Regions from separate parts of the Mus musculus genome. Here region 1 is linked to region 2. Evidence: chromatin loops called from intact Hi-C (ENCODE). Cell type or tissue: heart. All regions are shown on one strand.

Region 1 (8,000 bases), 130 kb after region 2:
GCCAAGCCACAAATCCTTTGCATGACCCCTTCAGTCCTGGGCCATCGATTGCAACTGTGGCTGTACTTTCACCATTGGCCTTCCATGGCCTCTCACAGTGCCAAGCCTCAGCTGTTCTTCATAACCCCTTCATGCTTTCAAAACCAGTACCACCTGGGGGACTCTTACACATTACCAAGTACAGCTGTAGCATGAGGTACAACCTTGGCTATCTCTGGAAAACAGCTTCTTTGCTCTCTTAGAAAACACTTCCCTGGGCCAAGCATATACAAACCATCACAAACTTATTTTATTTTAAAGAATATCCTGGGCTGGAGAGATGGCTTAGCGGTTAAGAGCACTAACTGCTCTTCTAGAAGTCCTGAGTTCAAATCCCAGCAACCACATGGTGGCTCACAACCATCTGTAATGGGATCTGACGCCCTTTTCTGGTGTGTCTGAAGACAGCTATAATGTACTCATACATAAAGTAAATAAATCTAAAAGCTCTGGGTTCAGCCAGAGACCCTGATTTATTTAGTATGTGTGGTACAGAGCAACTGAAGAAGACACTCAAGATCAACCTTTGGCCTCCACACTCTTGTATGCATCCATACACACACCACACACATAAAATGCAAAAATGAATAAGAGAATTTCCTATCCCTCCCCTATTGACACTGAGCTTTGAACCCATGACCTCAAACGTACCAGGCAATCACTCTTTTTCCCATTAATTAATTTTACTTTCTTTACATCTTGATCCCTGTCCCCCCTCCCCATTATTCCTCCCCTTCTTCTCTGAGAGGGTGGACCCCCTGGGTATCTCCCCCAAACCTCCACAAATCGAATCTCTGCAGGGCTAGGTTCATCCTCTCCCACTGAGGCCAGACAAGACAGCCCAGTTAGGGGAACCAATTCCACAGACAGGCAATAGCTTTAGCGACAGCCCTGCTCCAGGCGCTGGGGGCCCACGTGGAGATCAGGCTACACATCAAGCCCTCTACTTTCTAAACCACATCCCCAGCTCCTCTCTGGTTGGCTCCAAGCAGATTTGTTTTTCAGTGGGGGAATTTATCTTTTAAAAAATTATTTTATTTGTAGGAGTATTTTGCCTGCATGTCTGTGTGTAGACCACATGCATGCATGATGCCCACATAAAGCCTGAAGATGCTGTGAGCCAACATGTGGGTGCTAGGAACCATACCTGGGTTCTCTGCAAGAGCAGCCAGTGCTCTTAACCCTGAGCTGTCTCTTCAGTCCAGATCTACCTTTTTGTATATTGCTGTTTAATTTATTCATTTCAGAGCTCAAGGGATGATTTATTTATTTATTTAAAGATTTATTTATTTATTATATGTAAGTACATTATAGCTGTCTTCAGACATTCCAGAAGAGGGCATCAGATCTCATTACAGATGGTTGTGAGCCACCACGTGGCTGGGATTTGAACTCAGGACCTTTGGAAGAGTTCAGTGCTCTTAACCATTGAGCCATCTTTCTAGTCTTCAAGGATGATTTATTACAACTTAAAAGTGGAACAATTAGGTCGCACAAACTGGAAATCGAAGGAGCTGCTCTGAGGAGGAAGATAGAGGAGAGAAAGAGAAGCTAGGGCTTTAGAGATGGCTCAGTGGTTAAGCATACTGAGTGCTTGATCCTAAGTTCAATTCCCAACACCCACTGGTGGCTCGTGACCCCAGAGAAGAATTCAACGCTGTCACAGCTTGCTAGCAATCCAGGCGTGGTGAACATCCATAGTGCAAGTGCCACAGATCTCATACTGAGCATCGATAATGCAGGCTTGAATTTAAACCTCTCACAGAGTACACTAGATACACACTAGAGACTCCTTGTATTTTGGAAGCAAGAAGAGTGGAATCTGATTCCTTTTTCTAGAGTGCATGAAAACAGAACATTCAATAACATAAAATAAATACATCTTTTAAGAAAAGAGAGAAAGCTTCGCTTTCTGTAAGCAGACAGGCAGTTACTTTTTAAGGGTGTGTGTGTGTGTGTGTGTGTGTGTGTGGTTCCTAGTGTGTTTCAGGTGTGTTGTGTGCTTGGAGTTCATGTGCTTGGGAGTTCATGTGCACAAAGTGTGTGCAGTGAGTACTCTCAGAGGTCAGACAAGTGCATCAAAGTCCTTGGAACTAGAGTTGCAGAGGCTTGTGAGCTGTAACGTGGGGGCTGCAAACTGAACCTAGATTCTCTACAAAAGTAGCCAGTACTCTTCACCACTGCGCCATCTGTTTAGCCTGTGCGTAATTCACCTACAAGCCGAGTAGCTCCAGCCGTGGCCAGTGACCACCAGAAGTGACCCCAGAGCTGTGGGGTCAGTTTTCTTTTCAATCCTCAATGTAAGCCAGCTCTGCAGCTACCTGATCTCAGATTTCTGCCCACCAGGAGCACGAGATGAGGTGTGTCTGCAGTGTAAGCCACTGGGGTTAGGGCACTTTGTAAGGGCAAATAAACTGGTACAACTTGTGTCGAACACAAAGCAGACTTTTTCCAGAAAGAATTGTTTTTCCTCCATGGTTGCAGCTGATTCTTGGAGGAAAAGCAGGACTCGGGGTGAGAGGGCTAAATCAGCATGTGTGAAGGCCCTGAGACAAGAATGTGGCTAAGGTCCCAGTGGTCCCTGTCACTGGGGTGTTGGGAGAAAGGGTCAGAGGGGCCATCCATGCTAAGGTTTGGGATTTTGTTCCAAGGGTGTTGGGAACCACAGGAAAACTCGGGACTGTGGAACATTTATTCTTGACCCTTGACTCAGTCTCTGTTCCTGGTTCTTCCAGACTGACTCTTTATTCCTTTTCAGACTGTGGTCACAGGTCCTCCGTCTCGAGACAGAGAGGCTGCGACACTGAATTTAGCCTGTTGGAGATGCCCAACGAGGACACAGAAGGTTCCTGGTTATCTTCACTGAGTTCTCCCCACCACACACAGCAGATTCTGGCTCTCATTCTTTCCAGGAGTCCAAGTGCATGAACAAGCATCCTTTTAGGGAAATACAGTTTTCTTACTGCTTTTAGGCCTCTGAATCCTCAGTTGCCAACGCACTCCTATGAAGTCAAATGGGGAGTGAATGATTCAAATTTCATTTTTCTGTGGGTAGAATCACAGCCCATCATCTGTGTGCAGGGTAGGGTACTGATGGGGAACCAGAGGGCTAGGTGGGAAAATTTCCTTATTTGGTCCCTAGTTAACCATTGGCGGGGATAGCCGGTTGAAGTCAATTAAAGAAGTCAGGTGACAGATAAACATCTCTGCTGGTGAGCCATCCTTGGTGGTGGTGGTGGTGGTGGTGGGAAAGTAGAGAGAGGGGAGGGAGGGGGTGGGCATGCCATTGCCGTTTGTTCATAGGGTGTGGAGGATAAGAAACTAGAGAGCAAAAAAATTCTGTGGGAATGACTATCTCCTGTTATCTGTCCAGCTTTCAAGGAGGAGAAAGTGAGGCTCAGGAATCCTAAACTCAAATATTTTGTCCACTTTTACCTTTTTCTCCCCCTTGAGACGGTCTCTCATGTCTGTCCTGGAACGCTCTACGTAGGCTAGACTGGCTTCGAACCCACAGAGATTTCTTGACTGCTGGCATTAAAGGCAACGCCTGGATTTTTTGTTTCGAGACAACTGCTCATGTAGCCCAGACTAGCGTCAAACTCCCTGTGTAGCAAGGATAACCTTGAACTCAGTCCTTCAGTTTCTTCTTCCCAAATGCTGGGATTACAGGCTTGTACCACAGCCCCCAGATAACAGTGTGCTAGGGACCCAAACTAGGGCTTTATACATGGTAGGCAAGTTCTCTACCAACTGCGCTACAGTCCAAGCCCCATTCCAGGACTTTCTATATATCCTTCTGCTGGAAGGCAGCTGGAAGGGAGCGGGAAGGCGCAAAAAGAGGGGTTGCATGGTTTTGGGGGTGCGCAGGGGGTCTGTCGGTGGTGAGACAGCTGGACCTAAAGCGCACACTGGGACTCCTAGTTTCAGTTTTCCAGACCTAAGGTTCATTTAGTCTGGTCCAGTTAGCGCTGGGGAGGAGGGATCCATCCCAATTGCCTGTCTCCCAATGCGTCGATTTCCCTGCCCTGCCCCTCTCAGCCACTCTGTAACTGAACTTCAGTCTCAACCAATTCTCTGCCTCGAGCCACCGCCCTGAGGACTGAACCATTATGGCATAGAGAAGGGACGGCGAGGGGCTCTCAGGTTACTGGTCCCAGAGACGCTGTCTATGGAGACAACCCCAGATATCAAGAGAACCCCAGATATCAAGATATCATGGAGTCTTGCGTTGAGGTTCGCGCCCCTGGCCACAGACCCCGCCGTGCTCCGGAACCTCGGTCCTCCCGTAGCTCTGCCCACTCTCCACCCCCGCACTTGGTTTGCTCTGACTCGTGAGGCAGTCGGCTGTGCGCACGGCCCCACGCTCAGAGCTTGAGGTCCTTGTTGCTTGTGGGTCGGGTCCTCGTGTTGTGCGGGGATGCGACGTGCAGCTATGGCGCTCGCCGTTCGAGTCGTGTATTGGTAAGTCCGGGTGACTGCAGTTCCCCCTTTTCCTGCTCCCGGCTCGTTGTGCCCTTTCTCTGCTCCCCAACCTTTGTGCCAGGAGACCCTCTCCCACCCTTTTCTTTGCCCCTCCCCCTATCTACCAGGGTCTGGTAACCGAGTACGATGACTGTATTTCAGACCCAAAGGGAGGGATTTCCAAGCGGGTGGGATGGAGGTAACAGAGACTTGAGCCCGATCCCTGGCATCTGACATCTGAGTGACATCTCACCAGTGAAAATGGAAACTGATACTTGGGGCCACTTTGAACACGTGACTCAGCGCTGAGGGGAGGGGAAGGGTAGCATCGGGTTTCTCTGGGGACCTTTCCTTCCCGACAGGCTGTTTCCCTTCCCCCTCACTGAGCGGCATGAGTTAGAGAATACAAGGTGTGGTGTAGTTGGGGGTTTACTCATAAGCGCTGTTGGGAGGTCTGGGGATGTCCCGTACCTGGATTGTAGTGTGAGTTAACAGTGGTCGCACCTCCCAGTGTGTACATGAAAAGGGCGAACTGAGTCACGGAGTGGTGGTGTTGATGCACACTTTTAATCCCAGCATTCGGAAGTAGAGGCAGGTAGATAGTTCCAGGCCAGCTAAGCTGCTTGTTAGAGGCAACCGGGGTGATGTAGTAAGACCCTGTGCCCCGAAAAGAAAAAGTAATATAGGATAGATTGTAGGGTGAGGGTGTAGCTCAGTGGTAGAGTGTTTGCATGAGATGCACCAGATCCTGGGTTCGGTTCCCAGCAATACAAATAACAAAACAAAAAACTCTTACTGGTTTCTGATCAGTGAGTGCCGGTGCTGTTAACCCCAGTTCTTTTCTGGCCTCAGTTTCCCCTTCTGTAGTGTGAAGGAGGTGATGATGTTGGTTAGTTACCTGCCAGCGCTATTAATTGTGCCCCTGCTAGAGGCAGGCGTAGAAAGACCAGCCATTTTCTCTTGATGACTTTTTCCTCCATCTGCATCTGATAATCAGCTGGCTTGCAGTAAGTGATTGAAAAGTGCTTGCTGAATGGATTCTGCACCCCTGAAGTCCATTGAGGGGCTCTCCAGCCATTCTGTCTCCATCTTACAGGGGAGGAAACTGAGGCTGGAAATGAGGCAGGGCCAGCCTGAGGTCCTACTACCGATAACCCTGTAACTTGAATCTGGGGTCCGTGGTCCACCTAGCTGGGTGTGGCCTCCTCCCTCCCAACCCCCTTGAGGGGTCTGATCAGGCCCTAGTTATCAGGATGTCTTTCAACAGCCTGCTTTGATAAATTGAGGCTCCCATGAGGCCACTGCACCAGATTCCAGGCCCAAAATGGCCTGAGGTAGGGGACATGGGGTTGGGGAGCTTATGTTTTGTACTGGGTGCTGGAGAGAGCTTGGATTCCTGAGTGACAGCCAGGCGGGGGAGGGAGTGGGTGGGTGAGATTCTACTGAGGCAGCATTTGTCCTAATTTACTTCCCTGCTTCCCTCCCCATTGGCATCTCTATGTGGAACCTGTGATCTCTTTGCCATCCCGCCTCTCCATCTTGGCTCTTTTGTTTGGGGTGGGCTTTCTATGTATCTTCGCACTGTCGCACACATCTCTCTGTGTGATGAGCACATCTTCCCCTCTTTTGAGGGTCTTTGTTACCTCTGCGTTCTCATCTGGATCTCTGTCTCTCTTTACCTTCATCGCACTGCTATTGCCTGCCTCCCTTGGGTACCTGTCCTGCCTTGGATCCATGCTGTCTTGGTGGGCTGCGACAACCCTGGATTCACCTGACAGTGGAGCTTGAGGCTATAAGCCCAAGGTGAGTGAAGTAGGTCAGGGTGGGTAGGGTAGGGGGGTTTGCTGGGCCTGGCTGTGATAACCCCACCCCCACCCTGTACCCTGTCTCCAGTACCTCCAGCTCAAGGAGAAGCTAGAACATGAGTTCCCCGGATGCCTGGACATTGTGAGTCTTAGAATGGGCATAGGATCATGACGTGCCTTGTTTGTCCCTTGGGACTGGGAGGCAGTGGGAATGGGTTAGGCCAATCCTCTCTATCCTTTTGCCCTATGTTCTTCACTCCCTGGGATGTGATGGAGAAAGTATCCCAGAGAGGTCATCTTAGCCCCGTCTTAATGCCTTATTTTCTCAGTGTGGCGAGGGGACTCCCCAGGTCACCGGGTTCTTTGAAGTGACAGTAGCCGGGAAGTTGGTCCACTCCAAGAAGGTAAATCCGAGTCCTGCCTCGTGGGGGTTGGGTGGGGTGTCAGTGTGGGTTGGTCGGTGTGTGGAGATTAGTTCAACTCTCTTCTCTGCCCCTCAGAGAGGTGATGGCTATGTGGATACAGAGAGCAAGTTCCGGAAACTGGTGACCGCCATCAAAGCTGCCTTGGCTCAGTGCCAGTGAGCCCTAGAGGCAGGGGTAAGGGAGACTGTTTGGGGGGGGGAGGGTGCCACCTTGCGGTGTCGTATCTTTCCCTGTGTATGGACTCTCTGAGTGGAGAGTGGGAGATGGCCACATCCCAGGGGTCCCTGGAGCCAGGAGGGTTGGGTGTGATACTTGGTAGGTTGCAGAGTGGTACTGGGGAGGGGATGGGGACAGGGGTGGGGGTGGGGGCAGGGGCTTGCCTTAAGTGCCCTTCTTGATTCAGGAATGGAGGATGCTAAGGGAAGTTGGGCTTGGGTTGAGGACATTGCTCCGTCGGTAGAGTGCTCACCTACCATGCGGGAAGCTCAGACTTCCGACGCCAACACATAGAGTAATGCAGGGGTAAAGTGACTTCCACCTATAATCTTAGCACCAGGGGAGGGATTGAGTGAGCATCTCTAAGGCTGAAGCAGAAGGATTGCCACGAGTTAGAAGCCAACCAACCCGGACCTCAGGAGACCGTGTCTGAACAAAACAAAACAAAACAAAACAAAACAGTGAGGCTGGAGAGTTGTCTCGGTGGTCAAGAGCACTGGCTGCTCTTGCGGAGGATGTGGGGTCAGTTCCTGGTATTGATAAGGTGGTTCCTAGTTATCTATAACTCCAGCTCCGGAGGAGCTGACAACCCCCTCCTGACCTCTGAAGGCACGGCACACACATGGTGCACAGACATACATGCAAACACTTCATACACATACAGAAACAAAACATGTAAGAATCGACGTGGTGGGAAAAGCCTGTGACCCCACCATTTTGAAGGTAGAGAGGCCTGAGGAACAAGCGTTCAGAGTTACGCTTGACTCCACAGTGAGCTCGATGCCAGCTACAACCGTGTCTCTTGCCTGGGTCCAAGTCCCAGCACCATGTGACGGTCCCCAATGCTTCCTAACTCCAGTTCCAGGGAATCTGATGTGTTCTTGTGACCTCCATGGGCACCAAGCGCTCAGGTTCTTACAGGCACAACACTAAACACGTAAAATAAAATGAAGAAATCTAACAGCAACAGGGGCTGGAGAGATGGCTCAGCGGTTAAGAGCACTGACTGCTCTTCTGAAGTTCAAATCCCAGCAACCACATGGTGGCTCACAAC
Region 2 (8,000 bases):
TTTGTACGTACGTGTGTGTGCATGTGCAACCCATGCTCATGTGTGCATGCAGGTGCTAGGACATGTATGTACGGAAAACAGATTGACATCTGGTGTCTTCCACTATTGCTCTCTGTCTTTTTTTTTTTTTTTTTTGAGACAGGGACTCTAACTAAATCTGAAACTTGCTCAGTAGTCTACCCAGCAATCCCCTGAGATCCACCTGTCTCTGCTCCCTCCCCCATAGTAGGGTAACAGATGTGGCATCACACCATCTGACTATGATCACCCTGTGTATATTGCTCTCACAGTGTGGTTTTACTTCCCTAATGACTAACGATGCTGAACATTTTTCACGTACTCTTCGGTGCTGTGCTAACCACCATTTGCACGCTGGCCTCAGCCTCACCACCTCCAGAAACCTCATATCCATATTTAACAATCTGGGGGCTTAATTTTCATTCTTTTTCCTCTCAACAACCTTACTCCTAGCACAACTATTCTTTTTGTTATTTTGTTTTGGGTTGGTTTTGGTCTCTTTGGGGGGGGGGGTGTTCTGAAAGATTTATTTTAGGCTGGATATAATGTCACACTCCTATAATCCCGTCACCGGAGAGGTAGATGCAGGTGGATCACCATGAGATACTTGTGACCCACTGGGAACTGAACCTGGGTTGTCTGGAATTTCAGCCAGTGTTCTTAACAGCTGACTCATCTCTCCAGCCCCATGGTGAGATTTAGCCCAAAATCTTGTCTCAAAAAGCCAAACCTGGAGCTGGGTGGTGGTGGCCCACGCCTTTAACCATACCACTTGTGAGGCAGAGGCAGGCAGAACTCTGAGTCTGAAGCCAGTCTGGTCTACCGAGTGAGTTCCAGGACATCCAGGGCTACGTGGAGAAACCCTGTCTTGGGGACTGGTGGGGGAGGGGAACTTGGGGAGAAAACTAGAAGAGTGGCTTGGTGACTAAGCCTTCTAGAGGACTTAGACTTTGGCTTCCAGCAACTCACAACTGTCTGTAACTCCAGCTCCAAGAGATCCAGTGACCTCTTCTGGTCTCCAAGGGCGTCTGCACTCTTCAAGCATTTATTTGCACAGACATAGGACATACACATAAATAACAATAAAAAAATCTTAAAAATCAAAAATAAAATCCCAAGGCTGGCAAGATGGCTCATCAGGTACAAGGCTTCTGCTACCAGGGTTGACGACTGGAGTTCAATCTGCACACCAACATAAAGGAAAGAGGCATGCCCACCACACACACAGACACACACACAGACACAGACACAGACACACACACACACACACACACACACACACACACACACAATGTCATTTAAAAATGAAAATAAAGTATAAAAATTAGTGAAGCTGGATGTGGTTGTGCATGCAGTTGGGAGGCAGATGGAGGCGGATCTTGGTAAATTTGAGGCCAGCCTGGTCTACATGGTGAGGTTCAAGCCAAGTGACATAGTGAGAAAATGTCTCAAAAGCACACACACACACACACACACACACATTGGTTAAGTTCTAAGTAGCTTTTATTAAGTATATTGTTATAATGGGTCTATTTTGCTATTATGTTTATATACGTATATATTTATTTATTTATGTTTTTGGAGACAGGGTTTCTCTGTGTAGCCCTGGCTGTCCTGGAAGTCACCATCTAGACCAGCTTGTCCTCCAACTCACAGAAACCCACCTGCCTCTATTTCTCAGGTTCTGGGATTAAAGGCGTGTTGATTGAAGCCTAGCATGGGCTACAGAAAAAGAACCTGTGGTAGAGCTCTTGATTAGAAGACACAAAATCCTGGGTTCAATCTGGTGCATACCTAAGGTTTTAGTGCTCGGGAGGTGGAGGCAGGAGAATCAGGAGGTCAAGGCCAACCTTGACCCTATCTCAAAAGAATTGAAAAAAAGTAGTATTCAATGTTTAGTATTATCTGTTTTCAGGCATCCACGGGAGGCTTGGAACGTGTCCTTTGAAGATGAAGGGTCTGACTCCTCCTGTTATTATAAAGCCACTCTCTTCTGCCCCAGCTGTGATGGCCCATGATGAATAAATACATCCCCTGTGTAGTTTTCTCACTCAGGAACTAAGACCTGGTCTTCAGAAGTTAATTTATAATAAAAGTAACAATAATTTTTATGTTCTTAAGACAGGCTTTCTCTACTTAGTCCTTAGTGTCTTGGAACTCATTAGGTAGACCAGGCTAGCCTTGAACTCACAGAAATCTACTTGCCTCTGCTTCCAGATTGTTGGGATTAGAGGTGTGTGCTACCTTTATATGTAAGGTGTGGCTTAAATTTGTATTTTGTTTATTTTAATTTACAGCATATTTATTTGAGTAGATGCTACAAATTTCTAACTTTACAAAGTTACAGAACGAAGTGGGCAGTGGCGACCCAGACTTTTGATTCCAGCACTGGGGAAGACTACAGAATAAGTTCCAGGATAGCCAAGGCCACACAGAGAAACCCTGCCTCTAAAAACCAAACCAAGCTAAAACAAACAAAAACAGTTACAAAATGAGCTAGGATCCACCCAACTCCTGTCCATTCATTTCCATTTTGTAAGTTATTCTGTGCAATTCATCAGCAAATGATTCGTGTCCATTTTCATCCATACTTTTGGCATTTACAGAACTCCCCTTCTCCCTGAGTGGTTGCAAAAGCTGTTGTGTCACTTTGCGGTTTCCTTGTTTATTGCAGTGACTTCCTGTCCCACTGTGGGCCAGGATCATAGCTGATTTCAGAGTTTTTCATTGTTGGCCAGCTAGGTTGCATCTGCTTTTTAAAACATAGTCATGGTTTTTGTTTTATTTTGTTTTAGGAATGTTTACAAAAACGTGCGCCTCAGTTTCTTGACTGGCCTTTATTAAGGAAGCTGACAGAAACCCCAAAAGGATTCTTCAGATCCAAAATCCCCTCATTAGCGTTTCGGTACTCTAAGAGCTGTCAGCCGCCGGCCCCGCCCTCCGAGGCCACGCCTCCGAAGCCCACCCGCTCGGGCCGATTCAAATGCAGCCAATAGAAGCGTGTAAACAAACATAAGCCACACCCACTACACGAATAATTTCGAGCACCAGGGCGCGAAGCCTATTTTATCTTGTGTGTGGGGGGTAGAGGTGGGGCGGAGCTGTGGCCACGCCCCCACATGCGGCCAATCAAAGGCCAGACTCCGCCCCTCGCACTTGCGGTGCTGAGGACCCCAGGCCGGGCTGGGCTAATCGCTGCCTGATTTTGCTGCCGGATTACAGCGCTCCGGTCTTGGCTGTCCTCAGAAGGGGTACCTTATGGCCACAGTGGAAGGGTATAGCTAGAGGACAGAGACTACGAAGGAATCCCCTTCTCTTCCTCCTCCTGGCCACCAAGACCCGGGCCCTTGGAAGTCTCGTAAAAACTTTCTCTTCTCACCCTTATTTAAAGCAACCTGGAAAGGCAGGAGTGTTTCAGGACGGGAGTCAGGCTTTGGTTGTTGAAGTGTTATATGCAAAAGAAAAAATGCACCAATCGTGTGCCATCAGTTTCTCGGATAATGAAACAATTGGGGCGCAAAGTTTGAAGCTTCCATTGCCTGACAGGAGCCGCGGGGAAGTGTTTCTACTTTCAGTGGAGGAAGCCATTTATTTAAAATCCGGAGGTGGGGAGGTGGAAGAGGGGCTGACGAGGTGGCTCAGTGAATAATGGCGCTTGCCACCAAAACTTGATCTGAAATTTATCTCCAGAAACCACGTGTTGGAAGGAGAGAAACATACACACACTGAAAAATAGAACTGGAGATGTGGTGCAGTTGGTACTTAATCTACTATCTAAGAAGCCCTGGTTTTCACAGCACCATCCAGGCGTGGTGGTTAAAGCTGTAATCCCGGAAGGTGGAGGCTGGGGGGTCAGGAGAGTTCCAGGTCCGCCCTAGGCTACAGAGCAAGACTGAAGCCCACCTAGGCTATTAAGCGGATGCTATTGACACCGTCTGTAGACAGATGGCGCTGACGAGGTTCTCCAGGGTAGGAGCTGGGCTGTAGTGAGCTGAGTTTCTGAAAGGCTCAGGGCTCTGATAAGAGCTAAGGCATATGCAGAAATGTGCGGAAAAAGGCTGGAGGAGGGTTCAGAGGACAAGATGATGTCAGGCCCTTCGGGCAAGGCAGTTCTCCAATATCTGGCCTTGTCCACAGCAAGAACACGGGGCTTCTACCTTTTCTTTTCCACTATACTATCATAATTAAAACTGTCAGCCTAGCCTGGTGGTGCAGGTCTGTCATCACTGCAGCTAAGGAAGCTGAGGCAGGAGGATAGCAAGTTCAAGCCCTGAACTTTAGCAACTTAGACCCTGTCAATATAAGAAGTGAAAAAGAAGGCTAGGGATGGTGACTTGCTGTGTGAGACCCTGGGTTTAACCTGCAAAAGAGGTTTGAAAGAAAGAAAGAAAGAAAGAAAGAAAGAAAGAAAGAAAGAAGCAGCAGCCATCTGAGCTCTTTTTTTATTTTTTATTTTTTGGTTTTTCGAGACAGGGTTTCTCTGTGTGGCCCTGGCTGTCCTGGAACTCACTTTGTAGACCAGGCTGGCCTCAAACTCACAAATCCGCCTGCCTCTGCCTACCGAGTGCTGGGATTAAAGGCGTGCGCCACCACTGCCCGGCACCATCTGAGCTCTTTAAAAAATATTATTTCTTCATCAAGTAAGGGTCTCATTATGCAGGCAGGCCTTGAACTCAAAAAGACCCACCTTCATCTGCCTCCCAAGTGCTAGAACTAAAGATGTGCTGGGTCATGTGTAGCCCAAGTGAGCCTTAGATTTGATATGTGATTGACTATTGTTGTTTTTGGAAATTGATTTTTATTTCGAACTATGGTATTCTTGTTTGAATATATACACGTTGAATTCCAGTGCCTAAGGAGGCTAAAAGAGGGTATCCATGCACTCTTCTGGGATTGGAATTAAAGGCTGTTGTAAGCTGACATGGATGCCGGGAACAGTCCCTGGGTCTTCTTGTAAGAGTAATTCAAAGTCTTAACCGCAGAGCTATGTCTCCAAGCGCTGATCCTAAACTTTTGATGCTCCTGAATACATTCAGAGTGTTGGGGTATAGGTGTGCAGCCCACTATGCCTAGTGTATGTGGACCTAGGATAAACTCTAGCAACTGAACTGTGTCACCAGCCCCACAGTGCTTTTTGAATACCTTGGGCTCTTGTCACTAGCTTGGAAGCCTGGATGGGCTTTCAGGGATGCTCAGGGAAAATAGCCATTTGATCTCCCAGGTCTGTGCCAGCTCTTGCTCAGCTTGGGGGCTGGCTTGTCTTGGCTCCTCCACACCCAGCCAAGGACTTCCAAGTAGCGTGTGTTTACAGCCCTCGCCTAAGCTAAGAGGTCTGGGGTATTCGTCATAGATAGTATCTTTCCAGCAAACCTTTGTTTTTGAGGCAAGGTCTTGTGTAGCCCAGGCTTTGAACTTGCTGGACATCAGAAGATGACTTTGAACCCTCAGCTAACCTTTCTTGTATACTAAGTGCTGAGTACCATCATAGGGGTAGAAGATATACCACAGTGCAGAAAGACCCAGAACCTAGACAGACATGGTAGCACAGCACTTGGAGGAGCTGGGGCAAGGAAATAGCCAGCTCAAAGTCAGCCTGGGCTATGTAGCAAGACCTCTTTCTCCAAACACTAAATTAAATGAAATCTGGTGCTTGTAGAGCATGATCTACATGTAGAGAAACTGAGGCTGTAACTTGCTTGCTCCTTGCCTCACCTAATAAACTAAGGTGGATGCGAGGCAGGAAGAACAAGGGAATGCATGCCTCTCACTGAATTCCTGATGCAGCTAGTTAGAACACGTTTCCCATGTGAATGTATAAGCTCATGTAAAGTCAACCCCTTGACCTCAAGTCATCTAGCTCTTTGTCCTGCTTTAAGTTCTGAGTTTTCCAGTGCTGGTAGCTCTGGTACAGACAACCAAATGCCACCCAGGTCAGGTCATTTTGCACAGAGGACATTTTCAGCAGAGGGTTGGGTCCCACTTCCTGGATGATCTTGGACAAAACACTTCCCTTTTGGTGAAAATGGAGGCTAACCCTTTCTCCTTTGGGCAAGTCCTGAGACTTTTTGAGACAAACTCTCCTGTAGTCCTCAGGTAGTCGAGGATGACCTTGAACTATTGATTGTCCAGCCCACATCTCCCAAATGTAGTGATTCTGCACGTCCAGCCCCCTTGGGGCAGTTCTGATCGGAAACATCCTCAGGTCAACTCATTGGGCCAACTACACAAAAATAAAAGCAGTGTGCACAGTGCTGGTTTCCCAAGCGTGAAAGTTGAACACTCAAGGCTTCACTTCTGCAATGGAGTCTACCACGTCACCATATAAAGGGAGCAGCAGGCACTTTCTTTTCTTTATGGTCGCTCTATAAAACCGGCCCATCACATTTTAAAAAGACACCAAAAACATTCATTATAAGCATAGCGCTCAGAGGACAACTTGTTGGTTGCCGTTAGATCTCTCTTTCTACCAATGTGGCTCCTGGGGTTTGAACTCATTGCCAGGACTGGTGGCAAGCGCCCTTATCCACTGAGCAACAAACTTGCAGTCAGCGTTTTAGAAAACAGGAAATAGAGGCACAGACAGATGAAATAATTTACATCACCTCACACAGCAAGTAAGTAGCAAAGGCTGATGTTTAGCAGGATCCTGCTCGTTTGTTCATGGCCCATAGCCTCCAGCCTCTTACAATTTTTCATTGTTGCACCCGGACCTCCACATACTACAAAAACACCCTCATTACTTAACTATATATATCCTTAGACCTCACGATAGCAATAAAAAGAAATTAAGCTCGTCATAGTGACACACAAGTATAATCCTAACGCCTGGGAGGTGAAGGCAGGTAGAGCGCGAGTTCCAGGCCAGCCTGTGCTTCATAGCAAGACCTAGTTCCCCGCCAAACCCTAGTGCCGCCATGGAATCAACGATAAGACTTACAAAACAGATCAGCCAGTCGTTTATACGACGCATTTATTCGATACCTACTGTTGTGCACCAGGTTTTCTATAGCTCGGGAGAAACAAGGGCATGTGAGACCGGAACGTTAAGAAATCAGACCAGTTCTGTGCAGAAGGGCAGGCCGGTGCGGTCTGGGACGTGCTGAGCAGGGCTAAAAATGCCCGCTCACCAAGTGCTCTGGGAATAGACCTGTGAATCCAAGCGTCGCTCAAAGGATTTTTGAGCTTCGGATCTGCGCTGCCGGCCAGGCGTGAAGAAGCAGGCTATCTAGCAGGGCTAACCATAGTCCTTGCGCTACAGCGGCTCAAAATCCCCAGGCTCGGAGAGACTTTATACGCCACGTCTGGAGTCCAGGTCACCCCCAATCTCCCCATCGCCTGGCACCCTCTGGGTCCAACGCGGGGAAACACTGTCCCACCTCCTCAAGAAGCCTCGACCACACTATCTTTGCAAGTCTTCTGAAGTGCCTTGTGGAGCATCCTCCCTCAGAAGCCACCATCCTGGACCAGGGAGCACAACGGCCCATTCCTAGGCGGGCCTGGCGCAGGGATACGGACACGTATCAACCCTCTGGCTCCTCTTCCACCACCACCAACTCGAACACCAGCTCCAGGTTGCCGACCACAGCCCAGCAGACACCCAAGCAGCCCGGCCGTGCCAGGAGCAGGGGGCGGTGCCGACATTCCGTGCTCCCGCCCACAGAGTGTGCATCTTTTTATTGGCTATCAGATCTGCCGCTCTAGCGCTCTTTGCTACGATTGATTAGCTGCCACACTACAGGCGGAGCCTTCTGTGGCTCCTCCTCGTAGCTGGGCGGAGGGGAGGAAGAGGAGGAGGAAGAGGAGGGGGCGGGACACAAAACCAGCAAGGTTTTTTTTTTTTTTTTTTTTTTGCATTTAATTAAAAAAAATTTTTTTTTTTTTTTTTTTTTTTTTTGCATACCCGAGGGGCGCTCCCCGGAGCGGGGCGCGGGGCCGGGCCGCGCGGGGCCGCTTCGTTGCAAGGGCGGCGGCGGGCCCGGGCG

Evidence for each region. Peaks named below come from ENCODE experiments on the same cell type or tissue, not always from the same donor. Only the 100,000 strongest peaks of a DNase experiment are listed, where the experiment ranks them.
Region 1: it touches region 2 in a loop (3.0-fold over the local background); 6 of 42 quality-filtered maps call a loop at or near these places.

Annotation. Positions count from the first base shown.
Region 1 is chr7:15,918,752-15,926,751 of GRCm38, reverse strand. Selenow (selenoprotein W) reads left to right here and starts at 4,381. Exons shown (of 6, transcript NM_009156.2): 1 at 4,381-4,500; 2 at 6,279-6,303; 3 at 6,394-6,447; 4 at 6,635-6,709; 5 at 6,806-6,904. The coding sequence starts at 4,472. The coding sequence ends at 6,889. In heart, no CTCF peak of the experiment used is centred here; DNase peaks (open chromatin) are centred at 4,151, 4,391 and 5,761; H3K4me3 peaks cover 3,872 bases; H3K27ac peaks cover 2,952 bases.
Region 2 is chr7:16,048,033-16,056,032 of GRCm38, reverse strand. It overlaps a transcript of Bicra not described here. Among named protein-coding and RNA genes, the nearest start is that of Gm32059, 5.8 kb to the right of the region's middle. In heart, a CTCF peak has its summit at 3,959; DNase peaks (open chromatin) are centred at 3,102, 3,952 and 7,732; H3K4me3 peaks cover 4,001 bases; H3K27ac peaks cover 2,202 bases.